Linked DNA regions of Homo sapiens: regions 2 and 3 are each linked to region 1. The links are chromatin contacts, found by Hi-C or POLR2A ChIA-PET in ENCODE. All regions are on one chromosome and are shown on one strand. The core of a region is the stretch at or near the end of the contact, and the rest is flanking DNA. Distances in the headings are between cores, read along the strand shown. Region 1 holds the start of L3MBTL3 (L3MBTL histone methyl-lysine binding protein 3). Region 2 holds the start of MED23 (mediator complex subunit 23). Region 3 holds the start of EPB41L2 (erythrocyte membrane protein band 4.1 like 2).

Region 1 (4,147 bases), core at 1,074-3,573:
TCGAATGCATTTTTCTGGCGGTGGCCCCGAGGTGGAGAAGCGGGCCAAGGGATGCGAGGCGTTGGGGGTGGGGGCGGTGAGGGGGAGGGCCGTGCTCACAGCGCCCGAGGAAGTTGCCTAAGGAAAGGGACTCCGTTTTTCGGGTCCCCTCAAAAAATCGGCGGGGAGGGGGAGGAAAAGGAAGCGGGGTGGTGGCAGCAGGGGGACTCAGAAGGGAAACCGAAGCAACGTTTACCTCCGTCTCCCGTGGAAGGGTGGGGTAGAGCCGCGGTCCCCGCGCCCTGGAAAGCGGCTAGTTACCCCCACCTCCCTCTGAGCGCGACGGACAGACCGACGCCCCCAGCCCTCCGCGGGGACCCGGGAGGAACACGCCCGCTTTTAAACTTTCTCTCACGGTCGCGCTGCGGGCTGTGCTTTGACCGGGACTGGGGGAGGGGGGAATCGCAGGGCCTTTTTTTCTTTAAAGGTAATTAAAGTTTTACCACCAGTCCAAAAGTTGCGCCCTCCCCCCGCCCGTGCCACCGTGCCCTCCTCCCCTTCCAGGGCTCTCAAGTTTTTCTCCCCGCCCGGCGGCCCCCACACTCCACCAGCTCGCGGGGCGCGCGGCGGATGCCTCGGCTCCTGCGCTTCCCGATCCCCACCCCCGCCGGCCTCTACTTCCCCCCGCCCCGCCGCCGCGGCGCGAGGACGGCCCGCGGGGCCCAGGACGCGAGTGTGCAAAGCCCATTATTCCGGAACCGCACACACACGCGGCGCGAGGCGGGCGGTGGCCCCGGCGCCGGCCCCGGCCCCGACCCCTCTTTTCCTCCCCAGAATAAGGCAGGCGTAAACAAGTTGCAGGAAAAGCAGCCCCGCGCCGCCCCCACCCTCCCCCCACAAGCCCGCCGCCCCGGCGCGGCCGCCGCCGCCGCGACCGCCGCCGCCGCCTCCCGACACACGCCCGCGCCCGCGCCCGCACCCGGGCCGGCGCGGCGCGGCACGGCGCGGGGCGAACGCCGCGACGGCGCGGGCTCCCGGCCCGGCCCGCGGCCCGCGCCCTCTCCCGCGCGGACGGCCGCCGCGGGCCCGCGCCGCCTCGCTTCCCAAAGCACTTTCCTGCCTCGGGCAGAAATAAACCGGAGGGTTTATTTTTGTGCAACTTTCCCAAAATGGCGGAAATTGGAGCTGATCTATATGAAATTCTCACACACTCGGTTGGGAAGAGGGAGGCGGCGAGGAAGCCACGCAAACTCTCGGCCGCCGAGCCCCGCCGCGGGTCCGTGTGTGTGCGTGCGTGTGAGTGTGCGTGTGCGCGGTGGGAGTCGGGCAGGCCTTTCCGCCGCGCACACACACAGCACACGCCGGGGAGACGCGCCTGCACATTCAACCAGTCCATTCTCCGCAGCCCGAAAGGGGAGAAAGTGGCCCGGCCTCTTTTCCCACTGCCTCGGTCTCCCGTACTTGTACTTCTCGCGCTCGCCCGCCCGCTCGCTCGCTCTCCGGTGCGCGCCCGGCACAAAGGCCACACGGGCGGAGGGGGCCGCAGGGGCGGCGCGCGGGGCTCGCGCCTCCCGCCGCACCGATCCGCGGCCCCGGCCGCCCCCGCGCCCCCCGCCGGCGCCCCCCGCCTCGGCGGCCGCGCTCGCCGCCTGGGCTGCGGCTCCGCGGCGCCCACCCGGACACGCACCCCGGTGGAGCCCGGCGCCGCCGCGCTCCCCCACCCCGCGCCCGGTGTCACGAAAGCGACCAAAGTGACAAGCTCGGGGGGCGCGGGGGAGGGGGCCACACGCATCCCGCCGCCTGCGCGCCAGCCTGAGCCCAACGCGGCCGCCTCGCCCCGGCTCCCTTCCGCACGGCCCCCCACACCCTTCCCCGTGTGCGCGCAAAGAAAAAAATACAAGTCTCTCCTCCCCCCATTTTTTCCTTTCTCTTTTCTCTCTCTTTTGTTCCTCTTTCACACTCGCACTCACTACTTCAGAGTGAGATGCCCAGAGACTCCCCCTCCAGCCGTTTCCGAGTCACTTGCCCACTTTTTTCCCCGGGATTAAGTTTTCTCCTCTTTCCCAGAGGCGCAGAGAAGTGGGGGAGAAACCCCTTCTGTCCCTCCCCTCCCCTGATCTGTTTCACAAGACGAGGGTGCGCTTCCTTCCCTCTATAGGGCTCTTAACTTTCATCCTCACCCAGAAAAATAAATGAATGGCTTTTGCACGGACAAATCTTCAGATTAATTAGAGATTAGATCCGATCAACCGCTTCTTACCCCCAAATTTTCTCTTTTTTTTTTCTCCGTCTCACGAGTAGTCCTGACAAATGGTCCAGGGCTGCGGGCGCAATGCGCATGTGCGCGTAGAGTCAGGGCTGGGGAGAGGGGAAACTGCGCTGGTGCCGGTGCCGCCGCCGCCGCCGCCGCTGCCGGGGAGGCTCGCTCTGGCTTCCCTGTTACTGCTGCTGCGCCTTCGCCGCTGGAAAGCAGCAATAAAGCCGGGTGGCAAATGCAGCTGCCCGCAGATCCTGTTTCAGGTGCATCTTTTCAATAGCCCGGTCACCGCCTCAGAGCTGGTTCAAGAACAGTCCAAACAAATAGGAAACACTGCTAAGGTTCCAGATTTCTTTGTCTATTTTTCACTTTACTTTTTTTAAAGGCAATTCTCAGAGCAGCGAATCCACCATGTGCTGTGAAATGTATGCATTCAGCCATTAAAGAGTGGGCCTTAGTCTTGCACAAACACTGCCCAAAGGCTAAATACATGCTACAGGTCATGAAAAGTAACAAAGTTGTAAGCTTTGGGAGAGTACAATCTCCCTCTCTTTGATGGCTGGAACAATGCATAATAAAGAAAGTGTGCATATAAAACTTGTGCCTTCTTTCCGCTTCCTAAGTGCGGATCTTTATTGACAGCTCCAACATGTTAGGCCTCTGTCGAGTAATAGGCTGAGATTCCTACAGTAACTTAGAACACTGTGAAAGTCCCTTGGCAATAAGCAGGTCCAGGACTACCCTCTTAAGGTATTCAGTCAAGATGGCTGAGCGGTCCTAAATGGCAAAACCTGTCTTTGTTAAAGCGTCAAAACTAGATCAAGAGAGTATTACATTTCAGTATTGACAGCTTTCGGCGCATTGACTGCGGGCCGCCGTTTGGACAGCTTCACTGGTCTTTTCCACTTAATAGGAGTACTTACAAAATAATTCGAGTAATTAAAGTTTTGATAAACATTTTGATGTCAATAGCAGAGTTTGCTGTGTGAAAAAAAAAAGCATGTGTGATTTTAGGAATGAGGGAAGCATGTCTTAGATTTTGCGGGGGGGGGGAGGTAAAAGGAAGTTCCCATCCCCAGAGTAGACTATTTTGCATCTAATAAAGGGTAAAGGAGGCCCTTTTCTGAAACTGCTGCCTGAGGCCTAGAATTTAAATATATCACAGATGGAAGTTCTATATTAAAAATCCTTCTCCAGTGTAGGGAATATTATTCTTGATTGAATTTTTTCACTTAAGGAATGTTTCTTGAACCAGTTTCAGAACATAAACTCTTAAATTCTTTCCTTAGGACCATGAAATTACCCTATAGAAGCAGACCACCCGATATATCTAATGTTGGTGTAGTGACCAAATTCTCCAAACCAAAAATCAGGCCATATGCCTTAACATGTACTCCAGAACAAACGGACAAATCCTGTGAAGCTGAAATGAACTTATAAAATGCTTCATACGTTGAACAGCCGTTGGCTGAGGGGTGTGAAGTAGAGAAGGCTGGGTAGTGAGAGCTGTAGATGATCTCAAACCACCAGTTCACTATTGATTTCACCCACCACATTCAACCCTTTTCAGAGCTGTTCCCAAACAGCTTAATTAACTGATCTGAATTTCAGCTTCTCTCCTTTTCTCTCTAGCCCTTGAATAATAAGCAGTGAAATGGCCAAAGGCAAACTGCAGGAGAAGGAAAGAAAGGGCATGAGCTATGTACAAAACTAAGACCTTGCCCCCATGGAAACTAAATTAATTTTAGATTCCTCTTTCTGAAAAATCAATTTTAGATTCCTTCTCTCAAGATAATTTCTAGATGATATTTCTGTTGTACTTATGTTTTCAGTGATACTGGTTCAACAGTCTATAAATGTGTATTAATGGCCTACCTGTGCTAAGTGCTCTGCAAGGTGCTGGGGATAAAC
Region 2 (4,147 bases), core at 743-3,242, 1.6 Mb before region 1:
ATGTTTAATTTCTGTATCTACTCTAAAGAGCTTTAGTCTAGTTGAAGAAGTAGACATTTTAAACCATAATATAGTGTAATCTGTGCAATACTAGTAGTGCTAATAAAGTGCCAGGAGGAAAGAGGAAGAAATACAAATTTTTCTACAGAAAGGGATTTAGAAAGATATCTACGTGAGTTTGCTCAGACTGCTGTGAATAGCATACTATAAACTGGGGTGATTCGAGTCTCAGCAAACTGAACGCTGAGAACTCAGGCTTCTTGTTCCTTTTGGCTGCAAGAAGGTTGGCAGCCAGTCAGAACTTTACCCACTTGTAAGAGATCAGGCTTCTTGTTCCTTTTGGCTGCAAGAAGGTTGGCAGCCAGTCAGAACTTTACCCACTTGTAAGAGATTAGATGTATCTTCCTTGGTGATTCAGACCAGCCTAAGGGGAAAGACCTGATGATACCAACTTTGGGGATTCTCCAAGAAACAATGTCCCCAGAACACACTATAAAGATGCTCAAAGTTGATAAGCCCTGCCCAGCTGCTCAGAGTTTCCAGTTGGCTCTTTAGTCCCCCACTCTAAATCCTGATAGGACAAGGATGGAACAAGAAGCCTGAATTCTCAGCTTTCAGTTTGCTCAGACTCAAATTACCCCCCAGTTTATAGTATGCTGTTCACAGCAATCTAAGCAAACTCCCCTAGGTATCTTTCTAAATTCCTTTCTGTAGAAAAATTTGTATTTCCTCCTTTTCTCCCTGGCACTTTATTAGCATCACTAGTATTGCACATATCACACTCTATTATGGTTTAAAATGTCTATGTCTTCAACTAAGCTAAAGCTCTTTAGAGTAGATACATGGGCCCTAACCTGACTGATGTCCTTCTAGGAAGAGAAAATTACGACACAGACATGTACAAAGGGAAGACCATGTGAAGACACAAGGAGAAGAAGGTCATCTACAAGCCAAGGACAGAGGCCTCTATAGAAACTAACCCTATCAACCTCAACCTCAGACTTCCAGCCTCCAGAATTACAAGAAAAGAAATTTCTGTTGTTTAAGCCACCCAGTCTGTGGTATTTTGTTATGGCAACCCTAGCAAACAATACCCTAAGCCTAACTTTTCAAGTTTTTCTCCAGCAGGAAATCTGAATTATTTCTTTTCAGCTTTTAGTAGCTATTGTGTGGACAACATGGTTGCATGTGCATATTAAAGTTGTTAGAAAACTAAATTTATGCCAGGTCAGACACTTGTATAACAAAACCATGAATGGGGAGTCATCAGCTCATCACTTAGCAGCTACAAAGGAGTAGTTCATGCTTAGCAGTTTGTGGCATTTCACAACCGTCAAAGAAGTGAAAGGCCTTTGGATGTCTATGACTCTCATCAACAATTTTCTTTATGAGGCAAAGAAAGCTGATCATTCAAGACATAACAGATGTTTTAGGGGTTGGTGATGATGGTGGCATATGAAGAAAAACACATACTCTCAACAATATAATAGCAAATAGAATCTAGCAATATATTAAAAAGGATAATATATTATGACCAAGTAGCATTTATACCATAGAAGCAAAATTGGTTTGGCATTCAAAAGTCAATCAATTACATTTGCACTGAGGTTATCATAGCTGAGAAGACACCGTCTCTGTGGCTTCAGCTCCTGGCTGCAGGCCGCTGATGGAGGTCCAGAAGGTCAGCTGCTCACAGACATCAACTTGGTGTCGGCTGCGGCTCCAGCATTTTCCGCAGGCTGCAGCTTCTGGGTTCCAAACTTTTCATTTCTCAGTCTGCAAGCGGGTTAGCCCCGAACAGGAAGCAACTCCTTCTCCAGCCGGGAGGTGGCGGCCTGCGGTCGACGATGCCTCCGGGGTCCTTGGGCTCAAGGTTCCGTTTGGGGGCGCTCTCGTCCGGCTTGCGGGCCGCCCTTCTCCACAGACGGAACCTTCTGGTGGCGCCGCTGGTTTCTGCGGGGTTTGCAAACGGCGCGTACCGGGCCCTTCCCGTCTTCCGTACAGGTTCCTGCTGTTGGCTGGGCTCGGGAGGGAACGCTCCAGGTAAAGCGCTGGGGGAGGAAGCGACGCCGAGGAGCTACGGTTTCCTCCAGAGGTCTCCGCCCCTCTGCCCCTATATTCCCAGAGCTCGAGTCTGATCCGGGCCTTGCCGGGCACCCTGGAAAGGCGGGGGTGATAGTACAGATGGAGACGCAACTGCAGAGCATTTTCGAAGAGGTGGTGGTGAGTGCAGCTGCCGGCCATCCAGGACTACGGCTTGGGGACGGGGAGACGCGGGGGCAGCCGACCAAGGAAACTGGCCTGGGCAACCTCCTCTCACGCCTCCCTTTTTATTCCCTTGTTTTGACACCGAGGTTGTATGCGGGGAAGTTTAGTGATTCTCAAACTGCTGTCAAGTTCATTGTATCCTTTGAAATCGATACAGTGACAGGCCAGACAGGTATTGATAGTTTCAGAGCTGATTAAGGTGACTTGCCCTGTGTTACATTGTAATACTTGGCTAAGGGAGGCGCCTTTTTAAAATTAACATTGTTTACATTTTGTTTTTTTTTTTTTTACAGAAAACGGAAGTTATAGAAGAGGCTTTTCCTGGGTGAGTGTATGCGTGGCAGAGTTTTGTGTTTTTATGTGATTGTGTCTGTCAGATTTTACTTAGTTTCGTGTTGGAAGGTTATAAGATCCACTATTCTGATTGTGTGTAATTACCTTTTTAAAACGAATGACAAATAATGTAATTTTTATTTTTTTAGCATGTTTATGGATACTCCTGAAGATGAGAAAACAAAACTAATTAGCTGTTTGGGGGCCTTCAGACAGTTTTGGGGTGGTCTTTCTCAGGTGAGCGCTTCATTTTTAATACATTCAGCTGATGATTTTTGGCCTCTTCTTTTTTTTTTTTTTTTTCTTTTAACATTTACTTTCATGCTGCTCTTAAGATCTTCCTGAGAAGGGAGAAATAAAATTGTTATCATTTTTTATTCTGGCTTCCATTTGTTTTAATTTGTATATTTCAGTGGAAAACCTGTGTTGAGAAGTCAAGTTGATACTGCACAGTGTGAGATGTTTAAAAAAAAAAACCTCCCCTATGTTAGATTAATTGAGATCATTTTCATCCTATTCGGATTTATTTGGTACACTTGAAAACAGATATGTTAAGCTTTACTTGTCAAGGATACAAATTCCATTTTTCTGCTAAATAAAGGAATTGGCACAGCATTGATACAAAGATGCTACAATAGGAATACCAAGATTCTATAATAAGGATAGGAAAATATTATAGTAAAAATGAGGAGACAAACTGTAAAAGTAACAAAGAACAGCTACCAGAAAATGTATCCGTGAAAAAGACAAAAATGTGTCATCCTCGAAGAGCTCACATTGCAGTAGTGCCTTACCTTCTCATGGTACACTATAGGTAGGGAAATGAGAACTGTTTGCGTGTCAGCCACTGGTGATAAGATTTGCCACTCAGACATGGATCATATAATGCCAATACAGTCATGTTTTAACCTTTTTGTTTAGTTGTTTTCTAATAGGTAATACATTTATATGGTTCAAAATGCACAGGTATAAAAGGGTGGATCCAATAACTAGTCTCTTTCTCTTCTCTTACCTGTTATTTTTTCTGTCTGTAGCCAATATCCTCAGGTTATGTTTTCTTCTAGAAGTATTTTATGCATATAGAAACACTTTTATAGCATGATCATATACCATGTACACTGTTCATTAATTAGCACTTTTTTTCTCCTAATAATAATCTACAGGTAATTCCCTATCAGTCCAAGCGTTACTTGTTCCTTCCTTTCTTACTTTTTTTTTTAAATAGCAGCATAATATTCCATTGTATGGCTGTACCTTCCTCCTTTTAACCAATCTTCTACTGTCTTCTAAGTTTCTTCTTACTTTTTCTAATTTAACCAATGCTGTGATGAATAATATTATGCATGAAAAATAGGATAAATTCCTAGAAATAGTATTGCTGAGTCAAAAGCCTTATCAGTTTGTAATTTTTATAGAAATTATTAAATTTTCCATAAGGGTTATACTAGTTTATGCTTCCACCAGCAGTGTTTGAGATTATCTTTTTCTTTTCTTTTTTTTTTTTTTTTTTGGAGACAGAGTCTCACTCTGTCGCCCAGGCTAGAGT
Region 3 (4,147 bases), core at 1,058-3,557, 1.0 Mb before region 1:
CTAGTCCATACTTCCAGACTAACTTTGCTTGCACATAGTGCCCAGGATTGAGGCTATTATGGTAAATTTGGATGTGGTAGCTCTCAGGACTAGTACCTATATTCTTCTCTTGTTCTCTGTGTCAGTCCTTTGCCTGTTACTACAGTGTGTCTAGCAGGAAGACCCAATCTTGTTCTACCTAGAGTGTTTTCCTGGGGATTAACATTCTGCCCTTGAACTGCAGCCTGGTAGTCCTGACAGTGCTTCCGCCTGCCTGAGTCTTTGGATGTCACCTATTCCAGGACTTTGTCCTTCTTTCTGTTCAAACCCCTCTTCTCTTCTTGTTAGACTTCCCTGGTTGTCTGGACTACCACCTGTTGTTTGCTAAATCTCTATGATGCCACTTCCATCAGTTTTCTTCACTTCCTTATAGCTTCTGGGACTTGATTTTTCTGCCCTCAGTTCCTGCTAGGTCCTCACTGAATCTGTTCCATTCCATTAAAATGCCAGGGCTATGTAAGGCTGTGTCCAAAAACAGAGTTCAATTCTTCTTTCACACAATAGCCTTTATACATTTGACAACCTTTTTATCACCTTTAATCATCTCTTTAGGCTAAATCTTGCTGGTTCCCACATTTTCAAGGTCACCCATTTATGGTTATAATTTAGCTTATCAATATTTTCTTTTGGAGGGAAAAATTTCTTCTTAAGAGGTGGCATATAGGAGTGATTCATGTACTTCAACGCAGAGTATAGTAAGCATATCCTTTCTTATGAGAAGGGCATTATATTTTATTAACTATGCCTATATTTATGTTATTTTGCACTAGCATTTTAAAGGGGGCTCCATCAGGGTGGTTCAATGTTTTATGGGCCCAAAAGCTTATATGACTTTAGGGACTCTTTAAAAAACACAAAATGAAATACAAAATTATAAAGTTAGTTTCAAGGCTTGTGAAAATGAGAGATCCCGAAGTTTGTTTCATTAGTTTCGTTGTAAATCTGCTGCATATTTCTTATTATGAGAAAATAATAGTATTTTCTCATTAAATTCCCAGGTCTCCTTTACCAGAATTGCTGTCTAATCAGATTTCTGCTCTGTTTTAGCACACCTTATAAAATTTAACTTGTATACTTAGCATATGGGATTGTGATTAAATTAATACATGTAAGGGACTTAGAACAATGCCTAGCACATAAAGCACACAATCAACCTTAACTATTATTATTTGTATTATTTACTAGAAGGACCTTGGCAAATAATTTATCTTCCCAAATCTTTTTGATGTAATGGAGCTCAAACGTGCCTGCCTTTTTCATAGGGTGATTGTGAGGATCAAATGATGATAAAATATGTGAATGTATTTTGTTAACTGGAAGGTATTGTTACTGAGGTTTCATTTGACATTGTTAATTTTGGAAAAGGTTCTGTTTAGGAAAGAAAGGGAGACGACTTTGGCTGTGGTGGAATCACTAAAGACCTCAATAAAAGTGGGAGGAGTAAAAGGGATAAGAGGTGCGTGTGAGGCAGATGCTGGAGGCAGTGAGCTGGACACGTTGTTTGACACCAGCTTGACGTGCAAACCTTCAAAAGATGAAATATATTGAATCTGAAACATATTGACCTCATTGTACAAAAGAAAAGAACCAGAAGGGTAGCGTGTGTGTGCTTGTGGCTTTCCACAATTTAGCCCCAAACTAGGTTTTTTCCAGACTCTTCTTCACCCGTGGTCATGCTCTGCAATCCAGATTCCCAGGCCTCTGCCCAGAGAAATCCTACTTACTCTGGGGAGGCCTTTCCTCCACGGGGTTTCCCCAACCCCTCCTGTCCCTCCCACAGGAAGAATAAATGGTTCCTTTTCAATGCCCTTCCTGTGAAAGCACTTTTTCCACTCTAGACTGAGGGAGACCCAGTTTTCCTTATTCTGCATCTCCAGGCTCTGCTCCAGTGTTTACCTCTAGGAAGGCGCTCAGTGAAGGTTTAGTCAGCAAATGCACTTTGAATAAATAACTTTTAAAAGTTGAGAGGACATTTAAGGCCGGGAATCGCAGTTGAGAACGCCTTGCCCAGGCGCATTAGCTGTCATCCGGGCTGCCCTGAGGGCGAAAGACGTCCTCCACCCCCGGGTCTCCGCGGCCGCGCTTGCCGAATCCCGCGGGAAAGGTCCCCCGCCCGCGCAGGGGCGGGGCCTGGGCGTCGGGGGCGGGACCGCCCGCGGGGGTTTCCGCGCCGGGGGCTCGTCCGGCGGGGTCGCGGGAGGGGCTTCCGCCGCGAGGGGGCGGGGCCGGCCCTCAGAGTCCTCTGACGGCCCCAGTCAGGGAATTTCAATTTGAAACCTAGCGGAGGGAGGAGGCAGGCGCGGCTGCCGGCGGCTGGGACTGAAGAGGGACGGGTCCCGCGGCGAGCGAGCTCCTGAGGTACGGCGTCGGGGTAAGGAGGCGTGCGGGGCTGCACGGGCCGGGCGACTGGTCAGTGTGGGGTTGCAGGGGCGGCTCAGATTTTTCCTCTGGCTGCAGCTGGGAAGCTGATTCCGGGCAGGAAGCGGTGGCGGGACGGTCCCACCGGGATGGGGGGCGGGGAGAGGGGGCCCGGCTTTGGGATTTTCTGCGGCTCCCTCTCTCCTTTCCTTCCCGGTCTCTGCCCGACCCGATTCTTGCCCGGGGGTCCGGGTCCTGTTGCTCCGGGCCGGATCCCGGCTTCGCTGCTCCCCGCGGTCCCCCTCTTCCCTCTTCCGGGGGACCGGGGCCGCGTCCCGGCGGAGCCAGGAAAGGCGGGGGCACGGGGAGGACGCCGTCCCCCCCGGGGTGCCGTGGGCTCAGGTCACGCGTCCGGGCCCCGTGGAGCAACAGCGGGAAAAATCCGGCTCCATCCCCCCCGCGGGGAGGGGGTCGGCCGCGGCGTCGCCCTTCAGGAGGAAGGTTTTAGGAGGGGAAGCGCGGGCCGGCCGCGCGCGTGGGGACTGCGGGAAGCCGGGCGAGGGCGGCGCGCCAGCCCCACGCGCGGTGCGGGTCGGGCCCGCTGTAGGCTCGCGTCCGCGCCCCCAGCTGCCGCCTGCGCCGTCTGGGAGCTGCGGAGAGGGACGCGTGTTTCGTGCTCCGATCCTTACAATTCCCACACCCAGGCCATCTCACCACAGATGGCTTGTTTTTTCTCCTCCTGCGCCTGGGGGCCGAGGGTTGGGAGCATTTTTAGGTGAGCAGCGGGGAAGGGCGAGGAGAACCTAAAGGAGCGCGACAGGGTTGAAGTCGGCGTCTGGGGACGCCATCCCCAGGCGCAGACGCTGCCCCCAGCAGCCTGAGGTCTGTGGTGGGACATCAGTTATGCTTCTCTAGATCGCTCACCTCCCCTGAGGTCAAGTTTTTTTTTTTATATATATGTATAAATAAAATGAGGTTTGGTGAGAAGAACTACTGCCTAGAGTCTATTATTTTGGGGAGGGGTCTGCGTATGGAGCCCTCCCTACGGACCCGGGTAGTCTTTCATTGAATTGCCCCATCAACACCACAGCTGCCCTTAATTTTAAGATCCCTGGGTGGATGGGAGAGAAGGTGGAATCTAGAGGAGCTGTGGCTATATTTTCGCTTTTCTGAATCACATCTTTCCCCAGTTTCTTGAACTTCTTGCCTCTGAAATGGCATGTGTGTGCCAGGCGTCTTGTTCCTCTTGTTACTGTTATTTAAGCTGTTTTAAAAAAACGACTTTCGCGGTTTTCCCCTCAGTTTTTCAGTCTTTATTTCCTCCCCCACCCTACGTTTTTATTGTTTTTTTCAACGGAATACATTATTTATCTGGTCTCTTTATAACGCTGTTGAGAATTAGCATTTCAGTTGGTGTTCTGTCAGATTTCACCTTGGACTTAGCAGTTGAGGGAAACTGAGTCAGTTTCTATGCTGCAGGGGCTAGGATTTAGAATTCTCAAGCTTTGAACAGGTTTCAGTGGGGGAACGAATAGTGCTTAATCCTATTCAGTTTCCCTTTGCAGGCTCATTGCTGTGAGAAATCACTGGGTGGCTGTTGCAGCCACTGATGGGGGCTGCATTGCAATGCAATCTTGAATTGTGATAAGGGCCAACTGGCTCCATCCGTTAGGCTGTGAGTTTGACACAACTTTTGAAGAGCTATGCTGTGTCACCTGTCAGAGCTCGAGTGGTCATTCTTTTAATTCAA

Evidence for each region. A loop is a pair of places that touch in the nucleus more often than their neighbours do. ChIA-PET counts read pairs that join two places held with the same protein, here RNA polymerase II (POLR2A). Pooled maps may share reads with other maps.
Region 2: a loop to region 1 is called in a map of CD8-positive, alpha-beta T cell, with 7 times the contacts of the local background. The contact joins the promoter of MED23 here to the promoter of L3MBTL3 in region 1. A Hi-C loop is called at or near these places in 2 of 168 maps with a recorded cell type or tissue (CD8-positive, alpha-beta T cell and naive thymus-derived CD4-positive, alpha-beta T cell) and 10 of 50 pooled maps. POLR2A ChIA-PET finds 5 or more read pairs at or near these places in 1 of 52 experiments (GM10248).
Region 3: a loop to region 1 is called in a pooled map, with 5 times the contacts of the local background. The contact joins the promoter of EPB41L2 here to the promoter of L3MBTL3 in region 1. A Hi-C loop is called at or near these places in 2 of 37 single-sample maps with no recorded cell type and 13 of 50 pooled maps.

What each region holds. Positions count from the first base shown.
Region 1 is chr6:130,016,757-130,020,903 of GRCh38, reverse strand. It overlaps L3MBTL3 (L3MBTL histone methyl-lysine binding protein 3), which reads right to left and starts at 2,323. Exons shown (of 23, transcript NM_032438.4): 1 at 2,240-2,323. RefSeq lists an enhancer at 1-43 and silencers at 404-473, 524-763, 1,714-1,843.
Region 2 is chr6:131,626,087-131,630,233 of GRCh38, reverse strand. MED23 (mediator complex subunit 23) reads left to right here and starts at 1,992. Exons shown (of 29, transcript NM_004830.4): 1 at 1,992-2,223; 2 at 2,562-2,593; 3 at 2,751-2,838. The coding sequence starts at 2,185. RefSeq lists enhancers at 2,003-2,172, 2,303-2,352.
Region 3 is chr6:131,061,405-131,065,551 of GRCh38, reverse strand. EPB41L2 (erythrocyte membrane protein band 4.1 like 2) reads left to right here and starts at 2,307. Exons shown (of 20, transcript NM_001431.4): 1 at 2,307-2,397. It overlaps LOC105378004 (a long non-coding RNA gene), which reads right to left and starts at 2,149. Exons shown (of 3, transcript XR_942993.3): 1 at 1,936-2,149. RefSeq lists silencers at 2,071-2,410, 2,751-2,850.